Linked DNA regions of Homo sapiens: region 1 is linked to region 2. The links are chromatin loops, found by intact Hi-C in ENCODE. Cell type or tissue: IMR-90. All regions are shown on one strand.

Evidence for each region. A loop is a pair of places that touch in the nucleus more often than their neighbours do. Peaks named below come from ENCODE experiments on the same cell type or tissue, not always from the same donor. Only the 100,000 strongest peaks of a DNase experiment are listed, where the experiment ranks them.
Region 1: it touches region 2 in a loop (2.5-fold over the local background); 1 of 110 quality-filtered maps calls a loop at or near these places.

What each region holds. Positions count from the first base shown.
Region 1 is chr14:32,591,846-32,595,845 of GRCh38, reverse strand. All of the region lies in intron 5 of AKAP6 (A-kinase anchoring protein 6), which reads right to left. Among named protein-coding and RNA genes, the nearest start is that of AKAP6, 260 kb to the right of the region's middle. In IMR-90, no CTCF peak of the experiment used is centred here; a DNase peak (open chromatin) is centred at 2,405.
Region 2 is chr14:32,893,375-32,897,374 of GRCh38, reverse strand. No RefSeq gene overlaps it. Among named protein-coding and RNA genes, the nearest start is that of NPAS3, 44 kb to the left of the region's middle. In IMR-90, no CTCF peak of the experiment used is centred here; no DNase peak of the experiment used is centred here; H3K4me3 peaks cover 407 bases.

The DNA.
Region 1 (4,000 bases), 300 kb after region 2:
GCTTTATAAGACCCAGCGTAGAATAAATGTGTGATTAGGGTTTAGTGTATAACACAGAGTGGTCGGGCCTTAAGCAAACTAAACAGTGATATGCCTTGCCCAATGGGATTCAAGTTTTTTTAAAAAATTTTATATAGGAATTATGCTGACCAAGCAAAAACAAGGCTAAATTAGCTGGGTGTGGTGGCATGCACATATAGTTCTGGCTACTCGGGAAGCTGAGGCGGGAAGACTGCTTGAGCCCAGGAGTTCAAGGTTACAGTGAGCTATGATCATACCACTGCACTCCAGCCTGGGCAATAGAGCAAGACTGTGTCTCTAACATAAAATAAAATACAAACAAGATGGAAGTTTATATTCTGTATAATAGCTGGATAGGGTTTGTGGGAGCCCATGCTGGGATCCAGGTTCAGCAGAGCCTAGCAGGGAGCTTGTGGAGAAAGAACTGATTTGTACACGGGCCTGAAGATAATCCTACATTATAGCATGAAGCAGGGAGCCACAAGCAGCTCAGTGTGGCTGGGGCAGGGTGCAAGCAGGAGAGACAGCAGCTATGGCTACACAGGACTTGACCCCAAGAACCATGAAAGAGTCATGGAAGAATATGCCAGTGACATGGGAGAGTGGCTGGTGCAAATCTGTGATCTAGAAATCTTTCTAGCTGTTGCATATAGTGTTGATTTTTAAAGGGCAGACTGGAGACAAGGAAGCCATTTAGGAAGCTGCTGTGGTAATACAGGCCAGATGTTTCTGCGTGCTCATATTTTTTTTAATTAAAAAAGGTATGCTTTTCCTTCTAAGTGAATAGAAGAAAAAATGGAGAAAATCTTCTGTCTTTTTAAGTTTTTCTCAGTGCGTGAGAGAAGCATGTGCCAGAATTTAGTTCTTTGGCTGTTCTGATGATAAATACCAGAGGTTATTAGTCAGGAGTCTCCAAATGTGAAAGACATATTGAACTGATGAACTTTTACTCCCACTGTCATTTTAAAGAGATGGTATATATGCTGATGAATAAGACACTTGACGACACTTTTTCTTCACACAAAAGATTTTTACTACCCTAAGAAAATGAAAACTTGCCTTTTTACAAGGGCAGGAGGAAGAATGTGTGTTCAGTCAGAAAAGCCAAGCCTTGAAAAGTCACCTGCTATCTGCCTCAGGCCATCTCTGCCCAGGCTCCACTCTGAGCTGTGCCCAGAACCACTCTCCATTCTCAGAGGGGCTCCTGGGGGAGAAGAAAGCCATGATCCTCTGTGTAGTTTCTCTTCTCCTCTCCACAATGCCATCCAAAGAGGATGGGCAGAGGTACCAGTCCTCAAAATATATCTTTAAAATGCCATATATACCAAGAATCGGAAGATTTCTATGAGTAAGCATTTAAGAACCTCCTGAAAACTTGATCAGACATTAGATAGCCATCAAAATGAAGACTAAACAATCATATGGAAAATACATAGAACATGCCACAAAAAATGAAGATTCCAAATTGTATCTATGATAAAATTACATATATGTAAGTAAATAGTCTTAGTACTTAGAAAAAGACTGCAAAAAATACAACAAAATGTTAATATAATTTGTACAGGGTTGAACTTGGAGTTACCATGGTCTGATCTTATGGAACAAGTTCTGGGTGCTTTAGTTTTCTGAAATATAAAATGGAAATCATACTATCTAACTTGCAGGCAGCTGTAAGAATTAGAGATAATGAATGTAAAGCATTAAAACACGGAGAATTGGAGATAATAAATATAAAGCGTTAAAGCAGTGCCAGGCAATGAGTGAGGCTAAAAAAATCATTACGAATTTTAAAATTCATTTTCTCTATTTTCCAAATAGTCTACGTAATAGATGGTACTTTGTGACATTTTCAGGTGATAAGGGTTCTTTATTGTTGAGGTTCTCTGAATTCCTCAAGGGCAGATACCAGGTTTCCTTTGCTGTGTGCTTCTACCCAGCACAGGCCTTCCCACAGAGGACCCCCCAAAACATAAATGCTGCTGTATGAGACATGGGGAAGAGCAAGCCCAGACTGATAATCCAATGATTGGGTATTCCTTTTGCCTCAAGTGTGTGCCCTGGGATGAGTCATTTAACCCACCGTGGCTTCTATTTCCTTATTTATCATCCAGGCATTTGGACTCAATATTTTCCAGCCCTTGAACACTTTGGTTTTATCTTCTCTAAGCCAGGCAGTTAAGCATAGGCAGCTTGGGAGAATTTTGATTTATTTTAAATCAGAGCATTTTCAAAAGGGGAAGAATCCCAAAGGCTATCTAACCACTCATCTACCCAAGGGCAGCTCTGTCTCTCAACCATCCCAGGCAGATGTGTCCCTTCTATTTTTAACCACCTCAAGGGAAGTCTCTTCTAATGTCTCATCCTGAGTCTGCAACATTTCTTGTAAGGAATTTAAGAGCTCTGTGAAGAGCAGTGTAAGCTTCCCACTGCTTCACATTCTTTTGCCAAGTCATCCCTCCAGTGCATGGGTTGGAAATCAGAAGCACTGTGAGAATATTCCAACAAGACCCACACATCCAATCAATCAACAAACCCTGACCATTTATTTCCCCTTCTTCATCTCTCCTTATTGACTGACACTGCCTTAGATTCAGGCTTTCATCATCATCCCTTGCCAGGTCAACTCGAATCACAACCCTCCTCAAAACTAGACTTATTTCTTATTTGTTGCATGTCTATGAAGGTGCAGGTAGTGTCTTAAGCTTGAAGGATATGGCTATAAACAAGATAGACATGGTCCCTGCCCTCACAGAGCTCACAGCTGTGTGTGTGTGTGTGTGTGTGTGTGTGTGTGTGTGTGTGTGTGTGTGTGTTGGGGTGGGGGTAGGGGACACTGTGTAAACAAGGAATTGCAGTCAGCTGTGTCAAGAGAGTTATGACATGCTGTAGAATGGGGCTGTTGACAAGCAAGGGCTCTGGAGCAGGACAGCCTGTGTTCAAATCCTGGCTCCTCCATCACTCACTGTGTAGCTTTGGCCAACCTCTGTGTACTCAGTTTCTTCATCTATAGATGACGGGAAATGTTAATACCTACTTCATGGGGTTTATTGTGAGGATGAAATGCCTTGATACATGCAGAATGGAGCCTGGCATACTGCAATAATGCAAGTGGCTTTATTATACAAAATGACCTTCCTACAAAACAGCTCTGACATTAAGACTCTCCAATGGCTTGCCAGGGTAGAGAATAAGACCCAGGCCCTGAGCATGACCTACAGGGCCCTCTGAGATGCCAGCTAATGCAACTTCACAGGCTACATATCTGCCTTGAAATGTACCTGGATTGCTTAAAGTTTCCAGCTCACACCAGCTGTCTTGCTCCGATTCTACTCTGGCTGGCACTTCTGCCTGGCAAGCTCTTCCCCTTGAAAAGCCCTGGGCATCCTTTAAGATTAATCTCAGGTGTGACCTTCTCTAGCAAGCTCTCCCTAACCATCTTCCACCTAACTGGTTTCCCCACCCTTGGCACCCATAGTACTTGTACAGAGCTCAAACCTTCACATACTACGTTGTGTTAAAATTATTGATGTGTCTGCTTCGCATAGATGAGTTCCTTGAGAGTAGAACTCTTTATTTTACTCATTTTTGTATCCTCAGTGTCTAGGACAGTGCCTGGCACACAGCACATAACTAGCAAATGTTCAGGGAAATGAATGCATGGAGATTTGTACAAAAAACCTCCCATGTAACTTTTAAACAGCTTGTGGCATTTTGGGAGACACTGATACAATCACTCTTCACTTGGAAGTAGTTGATAAATGTCCCCAAATTTTACTCAGTGAACACCATGTAAATGAGCTGTCATGTTCCTTCACTTACAAAATTACTTGCCAATTACAGTTAGATGATCCCAGCGTAATTGCCATGTAAACTGTACCCTGGCTGAGATAGCCCAAATCATCAATTAACTTTGCCCTCTCATCATGTGGTACTTACCACATAATTAAATAAATGGTCAGCCGCTACCACAATTGTCTAT
Region 2 (4,000 bases):
GAAACTAAACCAGATTCCTGTTATGTCCCTATTTATGGGAAAGTGAGAAACTTGACCGATTCTAGTGGACATTAACAACGGGAAGGCAAGCAACGGAGTCTAATGCCTTAAGATTATAGTCAGTAGAAATAAAATGGAAAAAGAGGACAATAAAAAAAGCTGTGGTGTGACTGTTTTGAACTGAAAGTTTCTAACCACAGAAAGGAGCTGACCAAAAGTAGCTGGACTAGGACAGTTGTATGCCCAGAGGAACAGAGATTTTGAAATCCTACTTTGTGGAACAGAACACCTAACCAAAACTGGCTACCAGTAGAAAATAAAGCCCCAAACAGTCTTTCCTGCTGACGTGTCTTTTAGTTTGTAAAATGTTTTTGAAACGGAAGACTTAGGATTCGCCTTCACTACCTGGACTTGACTTTTATGCCAAATTAACATATAAAGATGTCATCTCCCTCCCTTTTTTGTCAACAAAAAGGAGACAGAACCAGGCTCTTCTCCTCTTTACAGTTCATTATCTATTACGAGAGGTACTTTTCTACCCCGAGGAAACTTCCCATTGGGTTTATGATTATTATTGAACTATCACAAACATTTTGGCTTCATCAGTTTATATTAACAATCTCATTAGCTCAGATAGATATTTTCAGCAACAAAAAAATGACCCTTATTGTATTATTTTAGGTGGGAAGTCCATCTTTTTAAAAACAACCACATTATTATAAAAACAAATATGTAGGAAAGAAGTCTTTGGCCACAGGAGGGAACTTAACCAAAGTTCCATTGACAGATCTTAGTACAGTAAAAAAGAATTCAAGCTTAAGACAGAGAACTGAAAATTGAGCACAAGATCTGCTCCCATAATCTGGGAATTTTATGACCTCCCTAAAGGAAAGAGTATGTGGTCTGTTAAATCTGATAATAAAATATCTCCTTGAGGCCTTCAAATGTAATGTGTCGGATGCTCAATCCATTCGGTACAGGCCAATTGGACAGCTGTCAGCCCCCCCAATTCCAGGGTAGTCCTTCTGGTGTTATTGCCACAGTATACAGCCTTCAGAAAAAGGATGCAAACTATAAAGCCAATGAAATATTACAAATATTAGGATAGAAATATTCGTTCATTATATATTTATTAAATGTAACTGAATATTATACCTATATATCTACTTTTCTATATAGGACCTGGAAAGATAGAAATTAAATTTTTAAGTGGTTATCTATGGAGTGTGACATTGGTAAGCAGTCTTTATTTTTTATTTTGTGTATTACTGTATTGATTTTTTTTACAGTGAGAATTTATTAATTTAGCAATTTAAAAAAGCCAAGACAGTTTTTCTTTCCTAAAGAACATATTAGGTAATAGGAGACCAAAAAAAAAAAAAAAAATCTGGTTGTCTCAGACAAGCTCAGTGCACAGTTAAAACTAATTATTTTGGGGTGATCTTGTGGCTAAGAAATCATGATGTGAGAAAGATTATTTTTATATTTACTAGAACATCTCTATAAATTCACTACTTTGTCCTAATTTTTATTGTCTTTGAGATTCATTTAGATTCGAGTAGTTAGCAATTATTTCTGCCTCAGGAGGATAAATTATTACCCTAGGTAAAGCAAGTCAGAACCATTACTAAGGGTTCATCTCAACCAAAGAACATGTTAGAGTACCAATTCTAGAGATGCATGTTGTAAAAAGATCACTCTGATGGTTTGAGATTGGAAGCTCATCATCAAGAAGTAGAATAATAGCAAGACCATAGCTTTTGTGCAAGATCATGATCAACACTAAGCTACTTAGAAAACTGGAGTATTTGGGGCCTGGAGCCCTCTGTATCCTGACATGTGCAGTCTCACACTGAACAAAGCAGGTGTTTAAATACACAAATTTCCTGTGAGAATGGAGACAAATAACCAGAGTGCAGTTAGATTTGTTTGTTTGGCAATATTTTTTAAATATGTAGTAGAAACAAAGGATCTAGTGCTGAGGTGCTGAGGTGAGGAAAGGAGAAGGGGAATAAAGGGTGAGAGGTAAGGGGGTGCTTAAAGTTGTTCCAACCAATTTCATAAATCAAGCCACTGAGGAAGGTATAAGAAGTGAAGACCAAGTTCATGAAAGCCCAGAAACTGAGGATTTGCGTGTGAGACGTACTCTCTAAAACAACTGAACAAGGAGAAAAAGGGCGAGAAAGAAATACTTCATAAAGCCAAGCCTAAACTAATGCTTTTTGCCCTACACCTTCACATTTACACTTAACCTAAAAAGATTAAAATATCATAATAATTCTGAGATTCCTGGCTCTCAAGATTTCCATTATGACACATCAATAAAGCAAGGCAAGGTGACTGAGAAAGAGCGGCCGGCTTTCATTTCCTGCTCATTTGAAGGTCACTTTTGGAGATAAAGATTATATTTTTGCAGAACCAGAGGATACACGAACATTTCCAGGAACTTGTAACATCAGATGTTCTGAACGAGCAAAGGAAAATGAATGATCCTATTAAGATACTTCTGACCATAAATCAGAGGTGTTAAGCTCTGACTGGCTAACTTCAGCTTCCCATTTGACTCATTTGAAAATGGAACTGATGTGAATGTAGATTGGAGGAAGATGCTCAATGCCATTAGAAGTGGCTCATAAGCTGCTCCTCACGGATCTCAGATTGAAATACAGTGTGCCTAGCACCCGGGGACAAATATTTGCATCGTATCATTGTTAAGTGACTCTGTCCGAGTAGCAGAAAAATGGGTGTCATGCCTGCAATACAAAAGAATTGGTTGTGTTAAAACATACAGGCCTGCAGGGAAGGGTGGTGAGCAAATTACTAATGCCTGGCACTTGGAAAGGGTGATTGCGTTTTTGAGGTTTTTAATAAGGGATTTTTTTACCCCTCTCCTATTTGCACAAGCATCTATTTCTCCCTATGCTCTGATGTCACAAAATTTGCTTGCTCTAATATTCGTGATATTTTGCTTTGACCCTCTAAGGGAGCAATTCTTCAGCAAGGGATATGTGGACTCATTTTCTGCCATTTGTTCTGAGTTCTTAGTATCCAGGGACTTGTTCCTAGGTAGCTTGGTGAAGTTCTGCCACTCACTCACAGGCAAGTGACTTAACCTTTCAGAGCCCCAGTTTTCCCATCTGCAAAATGAAGCTTAAAAAATTCTCATCCCAGAGCGGTGCTTTGAGGCATAGAATTGGATTTGTTAAGGAAAAAAAAACCTGGCACTTAATAAATGGCCAACGAATGTTATCTTTCTTCTACTACAAAGGTGCCATGTGGGTAAAGATGAACTCCTTGACAACAAAACCCCCAACAATTAAGTGATCAAAGAATTATTTTTCCTTGCTGAAAACATTGAATGCATTACCTTTGCTTTTCCAGGGCTCCATGCAGTGTCGGACACACAATAGCTACTCAATAATGTTTGTCTCATAACTGTTGTTTAAATGACCCCTATCAATGCAAACAGATCAGCCATTTCAATGGTCAACTGAGGGGGAAAGAAGCTATCAGAACAGCTGAAGAAACGTTGTCGGCGAGCATCTGTGATTGAGGCGAGTGTTGGGGAACTTGGTGAGGGCCTCTGAAAGCCTCTCTTCTGAACCATGTGTGATCGCCATGCCACGTGCCGCTAATCAACACAATGCACAGGGCAGAACATTAGAAACAGCTGTTTAAGGATTTAACAAATATCGCTTATCCTTAAATGTGCCATGGTGAAATACATATATACTAGTCCCTGCAAAGAACAGAGCAGAGACACCCAGCCATGATCTTTAAAATAAACCAAATGGTATCTTACATATTCTAATATAACTACCACAGGCATTACAATTAGGAAAGTCACATAGGAAGGCAATTAAATGATTAATTATTGAAAAAACACCCTAAGAGCTAAATAATGACTCAATCTCTAAATTATAATTTTATCATCTGGGCAGTTTCTTATCCTGCAAGTTGTTGAGAAATAGTGCTAAATATTTTTCATACTTAGAGTTTG